Regions from separate parts of the Mus musculus genome. Here all the other regions are linked to region 3. A link is a loop called in an ENCODE intact Hi-C map of the cell type or tissue named here. Cell type or tissue: heart. All regions are shown on one strand.

Region 1 (5,000 bases), 96 kb after region 3:
TGCTAATTTAGCTCCGTCCCCAGTCATTTGCTCCCTATTAGAAATACCCTAACAGCCTGTGCCTGGGTTCCCCACGCCCGGCTTTCAAGAGTAACCTTCTGAAGGGGATGAGATGGCAGCCTGGGCGTCTGCTGCAGAGCACTCAGGCTCGTATTTTTAGAAGCATGTATCAGTTAGCACAACCTTTAGTGTACTGTAGGTACTTTTAATAATCTCCATAAAAGCCTGATTTCCAATCCCCAGGCTCAAGCTGACAGTGTAAATAAAATCACTCAAATCCACAGGGAGAGAGAAATGAAAATGACATGGATTAAAATTTGGTCAAACCTCTTTCTTTTTAAAAATTCTGCTTCCCTTCCAATTGGATCACGACCCTCTGTGTGTTCAGCTTAAGGCCAGACGGCCTGCTTTCACTTTTATTCCTCTCTGTATCGGGCTTACTTAGTGTGAGGCTGTAAAGAGTGTGTGCTGGGTGGAGAGTTAATACCATAATCCCCCATCGGTGGGTCAGATGCAGAATAGAGGAAAAGAATTAGCAAGTATGTGACGTACAATAGAAGGGAAAATACATCGGCGTGATGTTCTGTGAGTGAGTGGGGACGTCCGTCGTCCAGGAGCAGAGGCTGGGAGGGAAACTGGGATGGAGAAACCGAGGATACGTCTCAGTACCCACGGGCTCTGGGAGGCGTCAGCCGCCATCTTTTTATATTGGGTCTGCCTAAGCACCTGCCTGGATTTAGTGCCTAAGTCCCACATTAGCCACTGAATCGAGGTATGCGTTCTCAGTTTTGGAAGCAGGAGGCCTCTTTCTTGGGAGAAAGATTACAAGCAAATAAATAACCACATGAAAGTTATATAAAAAGAAGTGTGACATGGAGGCAGAGGGGGCATAAAGTGACAAGTTGGACTTTTTTTCCCCATGCCTATAGAGATCAACATTAAATATTAACTTAATTTTAAATTTGCATATAATAACAGGCACTCTTTTGGGGGCAGAACGCTATGCTTCTGAGAAGCCCCTGCCTTAGTGTGAGGATAGCCCAGTCAGGATGTGTAGTGTCATTAAATCCCACAATGCCTTGGGGTGATGCTTCAATAGAGCCTTCCACCTAGAGTCCTACCCATCCCCACTCACTGTCGACTGGTCATTCACCCCCATGATTCTCACTGGGACTTTAAGGGTCATTGGTACCCCAACTTTAATGTATATTATTTATGTAAATATTTTCATCTTGAATATACAGATTGGTGTTCTGAATACCATCTCTACCCCCATGGGTTTGTTTTGAGGCAGGATATCACTATGGAATGAGCTCACAGAGTGCAGGGACTACACCCTAAGCCACTGAGGTACTGGTGTGAGTTGGAGTGGTGTCCACTGAGGGCCTGAGCAGTGGTTTTTACTCAAGACTGTAAATGATCATGGCAGCTGTATTTGAGACTGTACCCTACAGGCAGCAAGAAGGGTGAAGAAATGAGGAGGGGAAATGAACGTGAGTGCGAGAGTGTGAGATATCAGTGTGTATGTGTGTGAGTGTGTTTACACATGAACACTCATGGACATGAGTGTGCACATGAGTGTGAATGTTATGGGTATGTGAGCATGAGCATGTGTACATGCATGAGAACACACGTGTGTGCATGTGAGTGTGTGGATGTGCTTGTGAGTGTGCGTATATGTGTACCAGTGCATTCCTGTGCATGAGTGTGTGTAAGTCAATATGTACCTGTGTGTGTGTGTGTGTGTGTGTGTGTGTGTGTGTGTGTGTGTGTAGTATCTATCAGTTCTCTATCAGCTAAATAAATGGTGGAAGCTGGCCTCCTCTTCCACGTGTTCTGCCATGCAGTGTGTCCCACTAAGGAACAAATGATTCAGGACATTACAGTTCAGGGTTTGGAGCTGTTTATGAAGAATAATCTTCTCTTTGCTATGAGACACTTCAATACCTGAAGATCCCCAGGGGAGGCTGGGTTCTAATCAGAAAACATAGATAGGCCATGAGCAGGCTGGCATATTGTATTATCTCTTTCCCATGGGGCATGTTGACTAAATCACAGAAGAGATCTGGTTTTGCGTAAATAAAGTTTTATTGCTTAGGACAGAAATATCCAAGTATCTTTAATGTCCTTTGCTCTCTTGTCTACATTTCTAATGGCCCAGAATCTGCCTCAGTCTTCTTACTGTCGCCCCCCCCCCCTTACCCAGACTCTAATTATCCATGTTCCTGTTCTCATGATCTTCATGAAGTTATTCACAGCTACACATAGGGAGGCTGAGCCCATGGCTCTAAGCCAGGCCTTTTCACACTTCTAACTTCTCGACTTCTCGCCCTGGATGTCCTACCAACTGCCCAGAGTCACAGCATCCAAACAGAGTTCCCATCCATCAATCCATCCATCCATCCATCCATCCATCCATCCATCCATCCATCCATCATCCGTCCAAACCATTCCTCCTCACAGAATTTTCCATATACTTCCATTAGCTCTTATCTGGCTTCCTGTTCCCTCCCTGGCTGAAGGTGACAAACACGTGCCTTTCCCCTCGTGCCTGGCACGGTGCCTGCCATATGGTGGGCGTTTATAAATACTTATACAAGGAAAGAGAACATGGAGTTTGTTCTCTCTCAAACCCCAATGTTTATAAATGACTTTTAACTGGATGAGTGGCTGGATAAACACCTATGCGAACACAGGCACTCTGTCCCTCCCCATCACCAGCCACCATGTCTCCACGGTATGGAGACATCAGACAGCACATGTTTTATACAGCAAAGAAAATAATATGCACATTGTGTTCCTCTTCTAGGTTCCCTCTCACTGAGGTCAGACTCTATGTCCAGCATCTTACATGCTCTTCCATGTCCTAAAACACAGTGGCTGTCCTGTTCTCTGGCAGGGTAATACTGCTTAGGAGAAGCCCTTCTCGGTTGACAGGGGAAGTCCAGCGTGAAGGATCCCGAGGGCCTCATACAGAGCTATCTAGACTCCCATGCTGCTGTCCTCCAAGTGTGGACCCTGGGCCAGTAGCAATAATATCACCAGAGAGATAATTAGAGATGCAAATGCTTGGGCCAGAGAGAGTGCTCAGCAGGTAAAGACGCCTGTTGTCAGCAAAGCTTGGTGACCTGAGGTAAGTCCTCAAGTCCTACATGGTAAGAGACAACCAATTCCCTCAAGCTGCCCACTGTCCTCCACACAGGACACACACACACACACACACACACACACACACACACACACACACACATACAGCATGTGCACATGCACACACATACACATGCTTAAAAGAAAAGGATAAATGTGAAGTTTGGGGCTCTGCCCACACCTTCTGAATGAGCAACTCTGAGGAGGGATCTAGCAATCTTTGAAGTACCAAGACCCTCAGGGGAAGCACAGCAGAGTTCGAATTTCAGGGAAGTCTGCCTTCTGTGGAGTCTCTCCTCTACCCACACCGGCTACTCATGCAGACCTCTTATCATTTCCAAATAATTCTTATATTGAAAAAAGTCCTGTATTCTCAACAGTGGGTCTATAGACTAGATCCTGCTGTACACAAAATGTAAAGCTAGACGAAATAAATGGTGCTTAAAAAAAAAAAAACAACAGAAAACCTTAGTTTCTATGATAGAAATGTTCTTCCAATGAAGTAAATATTAGTAAGAAGTGTGTGTGTGTGCATGAGTAGTGTGTATATATGTGAGTGTGCATATGTGTGTGAGTTTATAGGTGCATGTGTGCATAAGTGATGAATGTAAAGTATGTGCATGTGTGTGTGCATGAGTGGTATGTGTGTATGTGAGTGTGTGCATGTGTGTGAGTTTGTCTGTGTATGTGTATGAGTGGTGTGTGTATATGTAAGCATGTGTGCATGAGGTGTGTGTGCATAAGTGGTGTGTATGTATGTGATTGTGAATGTGCATATGTGCGTGAGTGATGAGTGTACATGTGAGTATGGGCGTGCGAGTGTGTGTGTGTACTTGAGTTGTATGTGTGTAGGTGAGTGCATGTGTGTGAGTTTGTGTGTGTATAAGTAGTGTGTGTGTATGTGTATGAGTAATGTGTGTGTTAGTGTGAGTGTGTGTGAGTGTGTGTATGTGTACTGCTTAATGAGTTTGGAGGGATGGGAAAGACCCCACTCTACTGGGCCTCCTTCCACTCAATCCCTTCCCCAGGACACCTCCAAGGAGGTGCTGGGAACCTCTGAGGCAGGGGGAGTCCTCTAGGTGGGGACTTGAACTTGGCCTCCAGCCTGGCCTATAAGAACCGTAGGCACCCCCAGGCTGTATGTTCTCCACTGGAAATGTAAGGCAATGAACAAATGATCTCCTCTGGGTAGAAGTTAATCCCCCCCTATACTTTTAGTTCTAATAGAAATGAATCCAGGTTGTCTCGGAATCTATCTCTTCCTTGGGGACACAGGACTCAATGTTGCCTTTGCCACTTGCTGGTCCTCTGTCTTCCCCTCCAGTGCTGACTTAATAATCAGGGCCAGTCTGCCACCATTTGGAGTGCCAATAAAGAAACTAAAGCTTCCGGGAGAGTCACACAAACATCTAACAGATTGTCAGCCCAGCATTTGCCTGGGAACACGGGCTGGTGCTGGAGAGAACACTGAAATGCTGGCTTTCTGTCCCCACGCCCTTCCACAACCCTTTACTTGTTCGTCTCCCCCTCCCCCTCTAGTCTCCCCCCACTCCTAAAGACCCACAAAATGCTGGTCTGGGACGGCTCTTGCCATGGGCCATCCTCTTAACAGTGTGTCTGATACACACTAGACCCAAACCTCTGGCAGGAAGGTAACAAACGCCCGGGCTCCCAACACGGTTTGTACTCCCTCCCATGCCTATCTCTACAAACGCCATCTCTCTCCTGCATTCTCCTCTTGCTCCCTTCTCCTGCCTCCTCTCCCAGTGAGCTTCCCTGTCTCAGCCTGAGGATTCTTCTTCTGGACGACCTGCTTTAAGATGGCTAGCTGGCTAGGGACTGTGAGAGTTCAA
Region 2 (5,000 bases), 190 kb after region 3:
AATCCAATCCACTATTACAACTCTGTGATGCTAAATATCCATAAAATGATGATTTTTACAGACTATTTGGTACTAGAAAACCTCCTCACCAGTTAAGAACCCCCCCCAATTAAAAAAAAATTGATAATTGAAAATGAGCTTGACCCTCATTATAAAGACAGACCTTCTAGGACCAAGGAAAACACAGATATTCATCTCCTGATAGACAGAGCCACACCTCATTTTTACAGTGTAGTTTTATGGTTGGGGTCATGGGATTACTGAACCTTTGTTTGCCCAGAATCTCTGTATAATGACCTGGAAAACTGCATTTCCAGTGTATTTATAAATTGCGACATTTTCAATCAGTTTTTAAAAAGCGTAAAGTTACTATGGTATTCTCAGTTTACAAGAGATGCAGGCCCTCCCGTCTTGTGCAGGACGGTGAAGATGAGGAAGGGTCAGCTCTCTGCTTTTACCTCCCATGATGCTCAGCAACAGGGAGAGTGCCCACTGTGGTCCAGGACAGCGACCTCTGCAGCCCATCGTCTGTGTCTGTGCTTGAAGGAACTGAGGAGATCTAGCCTGGTGAGGGGAAGATTCCGGAGAGAGATGGTTACTCTCCAAATCTGTGAAAGGAATTGTGGGAGAGGGCAGACAAGGAAGATAATTCTTAGTGACGGTCTCAGTTCCTTCTCTTATTTCTATGGTGAAATGCTCTCATTAAAATGCCTTTAAGGAAGAAAAGTGGGTTTTTCTTTTTCTGGCACCAAGTTTAAGTCTACAGACTGTTGATGGTTTTGGAGGAGGTCAGGGCAGTAGGAGCCTGCGGCAGTTAAACTCAGAGCCAGCAGCAGACAGTAGGACTACACTCGGTCCCCTTTCTCCACTTACACAGTTCAATATCCCAGCTAAGGAGCACTGATGCCCACAGGTTAGATCTTCGCACCTCAGTTAACAAGATATTTATCAAGATAATTCTCCACAGGCCTGCCTAGAGGCCCTGTTTCCCAGATGATTCCAGAGTCTGTTAGTTAACAATTAACACTAACTGTCATACTGAGTCACTCCAACATCACAGGCACACTCCCAGGCGTTTCCTCAGGCCGTATTTGCATCTCAAAACAGCCTTACAAGGACAGTTAATTTAGATTAAGAAACCAGAATGGAAGACTCAGTAATTGTGCATCTGTGGTAAAGTAGCGAGGTCAGATGCAATCCTAAAACAAACAAGTATCTTAAGGCCCCACTACAACCTGAGAGTCTTCTAAACAAGGCAGTAGATTTTATACCTCTAAGCATAGCAGGAGGATTCCAAAAGAGGAGTCCATGGAAGGGAGGGGGTGCTGTAAGGGAATGGAGTATGCATGCGTGCGTGCATACGTGCTTGTGTATGTGTGTGTGTGCTTATGTGCATGAGTTGGTTTTTCTGGGAGTGACTGAATGTCCTGCACGTGGATCATCATTTCCCAACAGACTTCCTGCAGAGCTCTCCGAGTCACAGAAGTACAGGGACAATATGACTGAGAGGGTTAAGTGGTTCTAGAGTTAAATACATTCTCCAAATGGGAAGCTGCAACCTGCAGATCACCGTACAATGTCTCTGCAGAACTTCCTGGAGACCCTCGAGTCCTAATCATGAGCTATGCATCTACCAAGTGCGGAACTTCCCTGAACCTTGGGAGCCTCTCTTCCTGTAGTACCCTCGGGGTCCTTGGGAAGTCTGGTTGTGGAGAATGTTGATACCCCCATGGGAGGCTTGGGTCAGAAGGCCTTCCTAGCCCCATCCTTCCTTCACTCACTCCATACATTCATTCATTGATGGAGTAAGAATCTCTGATGATTTTCCAGGTACCAAATCGAGCAAGACACCGAGGACGTGAAGATAAATGAAACCTGACCACTTGTCTCTCCTCCCTACTCACGCCCTCAGAGGCCCCCACTGCCTCCTTACCTTGCTGACATCTTTTCCCCTAGCTGCTCTCAAGCCCAGTGTGGCAGTACTTGCTCCCAGCAAGCTCCCTCCCTCCTATCTGTGTGCTGCGGATCGGAGTAGTCATCACACAGTGTAATTACGTTATTCATCTGAGTGGCATCTGTCTTCATCAGAATTAGAGGCTCCAGAAGGGCAAGCCTTAGTCTGTTTCACGCACCGGTTTATCTTGGATAAGTTGCTCACTGCTCTGATGAAATGGCTGGTGAAGCAACTTAAGGGAGCATGGGCTTGTGTTGGTTTATGGTCTGAGATACAGTCAGTCATTGGTGGGGAAGCAGAGGGCAAGAGGGGCTTCAGATGTGAGGGAGGAACGCAAGGCACTGCTCATGCGCTATCAGCAGTCAGAAAGAGAAGGCACATGGGACACTGCTTACATTGTTCCCGGGTAGCCGCAGAGAGCGGCTTTTTAAATTAGGATTTTGATTTAGATCAGTAAGTCTTGATTGAATGAAGAAGTGAGCACAAGATATGAAACTTTCCTGCCCTCATGGAGGAGAGTTTATCAATATCCACGCAGGAAGCAAGCCTCTGTTATCCATGGTCTCAGTTTCCTTCAATAAAACTGAATCTCAAAATCACCTTAAAGTATAGCTAACGTCCCAAATAGTAGTATCTAAAACAGCAGATCCTTAACTAAGAACAACTTATGTTTGAAAACATCTTACACTTTAAACACAACGTCCTTCACTCAAACCTAACTGAAGTCACCAGGTCGGCGAGAGCCAAGTCTGACCCAGAGCACAATTATAATCTATTTATATTTTAATATCTCGAAGACCTGAGTCAGGTGGCCTTGAGTTGAATCTAAATCTGTCTAGATGCTACCCACTCAACGCTTCCAATTAAATAGGGTAAAGTTCACCCCAGCTTCCCCAGCGCTTTTGCCTTTGCATAGGAGCAAGGATACTTTCAAAATGCACGGTCTTCTCCTCAAGCGAGGTTGGCCGTTCTTCCCTGCAGGCGCAGGGAGGTCACTGGGCAAGCGTGGTGGGGCAGCAAGCCTGTCTTCTGCCAGGTTGGCTGCTCCTCAGATATGCAAATGAAGTGGATATTACTGGGTTTGGATACAGGAGAATTTAATTTTTTTCCCTTGTTAAAGAAGGACTAAGCTGTGACTTGAGTCCCCAGTCGGCTCTTGGCTCCTTGCTTGGATGTCTAGTGTCTGTTCTTATTAAGATCCTCCACGTCTGAGAAGACAAAGTGCAGAAAGGAAGAGATTCACCCCAAATCCAGAAATAAACAAACCAACTCTTGTCCTGTATATTTATAAAGTGGCCGTGTATTGTTTCATGTATGTGTGTGATGATTAAATGTGTGTGTATGTATCTGGGTATGTATGTGTAGTGTGTGTATGAGTGTGTATCTGTGTGTGTAGTGTGTGAGTATAGTATGTGTGTATGTGTGTGTAGTGTGTGTGATTGTGTGTATATGTGTGTAAGTGTGTGTGTGAGAGTGTATGTGCATGTGTGTGAGTGTACATATGAGTGTGTGTATATGTGTGTATTATGTACATGAGTGTGACTGTGTATGTATATGTGTGTAGTATGTGTGTATGAATGTATGTGAGTGTATATGTATATATGCATGTATGTGTGTGTAGTATGTGTGTACGTGTATGTATGTATGTGAGTATATGTGTGTAGCATGTATATGAGTATGTGAATGTGTGTATATGCACATGTCTATGTAGTATGTGTGACTGTATATGTGTGAGTGTATATGTATGTGTGCATGTATGTGTTCATGTTTGTGTGTGTGTGTACATGAAACAGGCTTTAAGTGAATTAGAATAGTTAATATGGGTTTTGAACTTCTGCCAGTTGCTTCTATTTGCACTGTTGCATTTATCCATTTCCAAACAGTAGAAGATCCATCTATCAGATTCTGTGTCAATCCTGCACATGGATAATTTGTAAAAAAGCTTTTCTTCAAAATGCTCTGCGGCTTTTCTAATCTCGCCGCTTTTCTCCTTTTCTAATCACATAACCTTGAAGTCGAAAGACGCAGCCTGTGATAATCTGTGTACACTGCCTTCATTATTATCACAGACAATTCTGTAAAAGGGGGAAAAGAAAACACACACACAAAACACACACCCTGAACCTCCTCCCCGCCCCCACACATTCAAAGCTGCCTTTAAAGTCCCGCTTTCTCGCAGTTCAATCACACCCGCATTAGGCCGACTCATCAGACAGAAAAGTGTTCGGGAACATAAGGGGATATTGACTTTAAAAATTTACTGGCGAGGCGTTCAGAGCCTGCAGGAATGTCAAAACTCCAACCTGCATTTTGATGTTTTTGCCTCCGGTTAGTCTTGACTGACATGCTTGGAGCACTTTAGTCTGTGCTTGGGTATCCATTAACTGCCCTTGACTCAATGTTATCCAGGCCTTTGCAGGGTTTCCGTGGATTTGATGCCCCAAGGTGTAAGGAAAGCTCACCCCAGTTTTAAGGGATCACATTGGCTATTCCTGGCTTCATTAGGGGGGCATTGTTTGATCCTAAATAATGAGAGCCTGTTAATTATTATTCTGATAATTGGGCCTCATGTGGGAGCATTCGAGGCGGGCAAGAGGTGTTTGAAAAGGAAGCAAGTTGGGGAAAAGGAGAGAGAAATGTCAAGGTTGAGTCGTCTTTGACAGGAGTTTGTTTATATGCAAAGCATTTTCACCTAAGTGGAGACCAGAGGGGCCGGGGTAGGTGCAGGGCAGCACTTCAGCTCAGGTGGATTTCAAAATTACTGCCCCGACAAACCTCTCACCAAGGCTCTCCCATCCCTTGACTGAACCTGTAAGTCCATGAAGAGACACGGGGGAATTGGTTTCTTTAGGTGGGGAGAGAGAACATGTAGGGAACAGGGAACTGGGTCCTTTATCCCTGCTCCCCAGGGAGAAGAGCAAAGTCACCCTCTCCATGTGACCCCCGTTTTACTGCTTTCTTCTCACCTGTAGCCTGACAACCAAGTCCACACCAGGCAAGGTGATAGCCCTGCTGCCTGGCCAGACAACAAGATGACTGTCCAAGA
Region 3 (5,000 bases):
AAGACTTAACACGCAACAAGGTGACCTCAAAGAAAAACACAACCCCACGGGAATGAAGGGTTACTGGTGACCGAGGGAGTGTGTGTCATAGGACAGCTTGATGCGGGGAAGTGGACAGAAACGAACAAAGGGCCAGGGGAGGGTATTCCCTGCCCTAGAAGAATAAGGAGTAGGCTGGAAGCTATTCTCCGCCAGCCCTGGCTTTGCCTCAGGCACCGAACTTTCCAATATCAAGATATTAACAGATGGTGCGGAGCGCAGGGAGGGCTCTTACTTACATAACCCAGCCACTGCACCGGGCTGCGATGCGAGAGGCACTCGCCAGGCCTTCGGTGGGGCTGCTCAGACTCCCTGAGATTGCTTGTTCATCTGCAACCCCTCCCAGGCTTTGAGGGCCAGGGTGCAGAGAGTCTGTGATTTCGGTTTTGTTTCTTTCTTTCTTTCTTTTTAAACACACACACACACACACACACACACACACACACACACACACACACACACACACACAGAGTTATCTTATCTTCTTCAGTCCACAACAGGGAAACTGGAAGAGCGCTTTGGTCAGAGATAAGCGGTGGGACTCCTGCGGAGACAAACAGGGTGCTCTTCCCCGTACTTGGAGGTGTCACAGAGTGGAATGTTCCCTCTCTCACACACACACCAACACACTCGCCGCCACCACCAGTGGGTGTGATCAGCCAGTCTTGCTGTCAGCGAAGTACAAAAGGCAGGCTCCGGCCGCAGGGGCGCGGGAGTGGGGTGGGTGAGAGTGCTCGTGTCAGCAGACTCCACGGCACGCGGGGCACAGTGGGCAAAATCACGCCAAGCCTCTGGGCACCGCCACTCTTTCCAGCCTGGCAGGGTTGTAATGCTCTACGAGAGTGGCCGCGTGGCCTTCTGTTGTCTTCATGCCCAAGGCCACCTCTCTCCGAGTCGGAGCCCCCTCGGTGCTGGCTTTCCAAAGCCTGCGAGGAACACTCCCGCTGTACTGGAAAAACTATGGGAAGGGCTGGAAGGCGGGGAGTGTGTTCGGCGGGCGCCAGGCGCGAGCGGGGCTCCCACGCGGTGCCCCCTGTCCTCACTCCTGCCTGGCCTTCTCCGTTGGTTCGCAGCATCCAGGCCGGGGGGGATAGATGCTGTGGCTTGTTCGCCGCCGAGCGTGCAGGGATCCGGGCCACCTGCCCGCTGCCTGGCCTGCCCCCACCCGTGTCCTGCGGCCCTCGCCTCCTTCCTTAGCAGCCATAAGCTGCCTTTCAGCTCGGTTCGCCCCGGTTCGGCGCACACCGGACCGAACAGGGCAGCCACCTGATCCCAGGCCGCGAGTGTCCCACGCGGCAGGGAGATGTGGGCCATCGCCAGGCCCGCGCTGTCCCCGCCATGTCCCCTCCCCCGCCTGTTGCTGCGGAGGTGGCGCGCCAAAGCTGGTGCAGACACTGGTGCTGAGATGGGGACACTTTGCAGGGACTAGCAAGAGGTTGGGCCATAGCAAGGGATGGCAGAGTGATCGCCCCCTTGCCTAGTGCTGTTTAAGGGTTTGGGGTGTTTTCCTGGCTCCTTTCCTTTGGTCTCTGAGTCCAGGGGGAGAATTCAGAGGTATTTCTACATTTTCTGGGTTTTGGTGATGGGAATTAAGTTACAGATCCAGTTTCAGTGTTGACTGAGAACCATCACAAGAGACAAACAGGCCCAGGCCTGAATACCACAGAAGGGAACCCAGCAAAGTTGCATTTTGTTTAAATTAAAGCACAATCAAGCTGAAAGCCAGATTTCTATAATTTTTTTTCTGGTAATATTTCTTTTATGAAGTATCTAAGTATCTGTTTGTCATCATTTTGAGATCAAAAGGCAAAGTCCATATGCTACATAGTTTCCCAAAATTTAAATATGTTTTAAATGTTTTATCCAACGTGGAGGAGCAGGCTGTTAGGCAGCCAGCATGGTGGCAGGGTTGGGAGATGGTGATGTGGGGCAGGCAGATCTGAGAACCTGCTATTCATCAAAATTACCCAAGATGCATTAAAACAACTCTGACCCCACCTGAGGGTAGAGATCCAAGAGAGGACTTAGGAATCTGAGGGTCACAGCAGGCCACTGGCTAGGAGTTGCCTACCCTCTGTGATCTTGTATTGTACCTGACTATGTCTCAGTTCTCTTTATCTGTAAAATGGGAACAATATCCCAAATCACAGACTTACATAGAAGCTTTGACACAGAGTAGTTTAAGATGCAATTGTTACTTGGCTGTATTAGAACAAGAGGTAGGCAGTGGTACCTGGATTCTTTACAAAAATACTCAGACCTGGACCTCCCTCTTGTTCCCAAGCTTTGGGTGAAATTAATTAAACATGAATGCACTGTGAGACTAGCTCATGAGTGACTGGTATCTGAGTATTTTATATGCCCCCTCCCCCCTTACACACATACCATTTAAGCATACAAAATAAATTCAGATCAATGTTTGTCTGCAAACTTGGCTGTGTGCTCCTGTGCACACGAAACTCTTTTCTTTTCATTTCTTTTTTTTCAAGTCTAAAACCCCAGGAAAGCGGGGGCCATTTACCATCGTGGCTTTGCTTATTTTGTTCTCTTTTACTCTTTCAGTCAGAGGTGATAAACCTTCTCTGTAGAAGTTATAGGTCAGGCCTATGGAAACACAGGACAAAAAAACAAAAAACAAAAAACAAAAAAAAACAAAAAAAAAACCAAAACAATCTCTACTAGAGAAGAAACTGTAAGCAGGAAAAATATTTCTGGGCAAAACAAAAATAAATGTATGTCACACATCATATGCTTTTATATGTTTGAGTAAATATCTCTCCTGAGTACATGTAAAGCTAAAAAAGAGCTTCATAAAATCACACTGAAGCCAGTGAATCTGAGCCACGGCAAGGCAATGCAAAAGCCCAGCCAAGGGCAGCTGTGAGCAGGAAGGGGAGGCAGGCAGACAGGTAGGTGCCATGCCTGGCTGCCACTGTGTACCAGGACAAAGGCAGACAGCCAAGGAAATGGACCTGCTGACCCAGCATGCACCAGATCAAGACGCTGGCCAGTTAAAAGAGAGGTGGCAGTCAGTAACGGGGGGGGGGGGGGGGGGCTGGGAACCCTCAGAAAGCTTGAGACAAGAGTCCTAGGTTAAAGAGGTCCAGAAAAGGAACACCAGCTTGAAGCAGTCCAGGCTCTGGGGGGAGGGGTGGACCCCGGAGTGTGACTGGTGAGTGGAGGACACCTCCCTTCCGAACCTGTCCTTGGACATTGATGTATATCTTTGGGGAGTGTGGGAAGTCCTGGACTCTCTAGCTAGTCTGTGTTCAGGTGGAAAATGCCTGTAACCTCACAGGACAAAGGAAAATGACAGCTAAGAAACCCAGAAAGGTACATGATACTGAGGCCAAGCTGCTGGGAAAGACAAGGCAACCTCACAAGCCCCTGTCCACTGGAAGGAGCACTTTTCTACACTTTACTTTTGGATGGGGGAGGAATGCCTGTGTGTGTGTGTGTGTGTGTGTGTGTGTGTGTGTGTGTGTGAGAGAGAGAGAGAGAGAGAGAGAGAGAGAGAGAGAGAGAGAGAGAGAGAGAGAGAGAGAGCGCTCTGGCAGGAGAAAGAGAAAGCCATGGTTACAGAACGGGGAAAATCTAAAGGTGTGTAGATGGAAGTTGAGAGAGTACAGTGTGTGTGTGTGTGTGTGTGTGTGTGTGTGTGTGTGTGTGTGTCCCTGTGGAGTGTGAGTGAGCTGGATGGGTTGTATCGATCAAGAGTACCACGAGAGAGAATGAGAACGAGGGGCTTCGAGGACCGTGTAAGGTACTAGAAGATGGAGAAAACCTTGGTGCGCATGGCATCCAGTTCCAATCCTGACACTCAAGAGAGAGGAGGGTTGAGGTGGAAGTTAAGGGCCAGGCAAGAGTAAGGAAGCAGGGCAGGAGGCTAAGTTTGGCCTGGGTTCTGGTTCTAGTCTGGTGAAGGCCAAAGTTTCTTGGCTTCCCCTAGCCTAGAGTTTTGAAGCAGCTCCCTTGATAATCCCAGGTTGGCTGTGAAGGGACTTGGACCAACACTTTGTAGCCATCACCCATAGAGGACTGACATCCTGCACCCTCCCGTGTATGTATATGTGTGTGTGTGTGTGTGTGTGTGTGTGTGTGTGTGTGTGTGTGTGTGTGTGTGTGTGTGATTGGAAGGAGGGATGATATGGCCTCAGCTCAGTCAGTGACCCCTTGGGTATGTCATTTGTGCTTGTTGTCCCCCTGCCCCCAGACTCTGCACATCAGCGTCCCCTTTGCTCCTAAATCAGTCTCCTTCTGCCCCACCTAAGAACCAGAGTTGACCAGTCCTCCCCTCCAAACCCCAGAAGAGCCCGTTCTTCTTTCTCTCAAACACTGGACAGCTCCTCTTGTCTCTCCTTGGGGATTATGTCTGGCTGTGGTCCTGGAAGGGTCTAGTAGAAGTGAAACTCCAATCGGACTCAGGGAAGGGGATCATTTTCTTGATTCCAGGGCACCACTGCTGCTAAGACCCTGCAAAGCCTGGCATTTGGCGGCCCTGTAGAGAGAGCAGCCCATGGCCAATTCTGGTGCTGACCCAACTCGAGCAGTGATTAAGCTCTGTTTGATTTGGTCAGCTTTCTGAAGCCTCGGCTAGGAGCTCTGTTCTACAAAATCTGGGTGAGAGGCCAAAGCATGAAGACCTCATTTTCTCATATTCCAAAGTGACCTTTGCATAAAAACAGGGAAGATGCAATCGGCAGGAAGATGCTGAGCCTCCACGGCAGCCACCGCCACAGCTTCAGAGAACGCTCTCTCTGTACCCCCGACTTTGTACCCCATACTTCTGTTTTTCCGCTGAAAATAGTGTGGGTGGGCTGGAGAGGTGGGTCAGTGATTAAGAACACTTGCTTCTCTCCCGAAAGACCAGCGTTTGTCTTCCAGAACCCACCTTGGGTGGTTTACAACCATTTGTAACTCCAGATCCAGGAAGTCTGGCGCCCCCTTTTGGCCTCTTCTAG

The links. A loop is a pair of places that touch in the nucleus more often than their neighbours do. Peaks named below come from ENCODE experiments on the same cell type or tissue, not always from the same donor. Only the 100,000 strongest peaks of a DNase experiment are listed, where the experiment ranks them.
Region 1: it touches region 3 in a loop (2.1-fold over the local background); 2 of 42 quality-filtered maps call a loop at or near these places.
Region 2: a loop joins it to region 3, with 2.8 times the contacts of the local background. A loop is called at or near these places in 2 of 42 quality-filtered maps.

The regions. Positions count from the first base shown.
Region 1 is chr1:190,270,542-190,275,541 of GRCm38, forward strand. No RefSeq gene overlaps it. Among named protein-coding and RNA genes, the nearest start is that of Prox1, 100 kb to the left of the region's middle. In heart, no CTCF peak of the experiment used is centred here; no DNase peak of the experiment used is centred here.
Region 2 is chr1:190,362,478-190,367,477 of GRCm38, forward strand. No RefSeq gene overlaps it. Among named protein-coding and RNA genes, the nearest start is that of Gm39737, 34 kb to the right of the region's middle. In heart, no CTCF peak of the experiment used is centred here; a DNase peak (open chromatin) is centred at 2,934.
Region 3 is chr1:190,174,180-190,179,179 of GRCm38, forward strand. The region is part of intron 1 of Prox1os (prospero homeobox 1, opposite strand); the gene reads left to right. Among named protein-coding and RNA genes, the nearest start is that of Prox1, 5.9 kb to the left of the region's middle. In heart, no CTCF peak of the experiment used is centred here; DNase peaks (open chromatin) are centred at 722, 1,192 and 2,992; H3K4me3 peaks cover 1,728 bases; H3K27ac peaks cover 2,124 bases; H3K27me3 peaks cover 873 bases.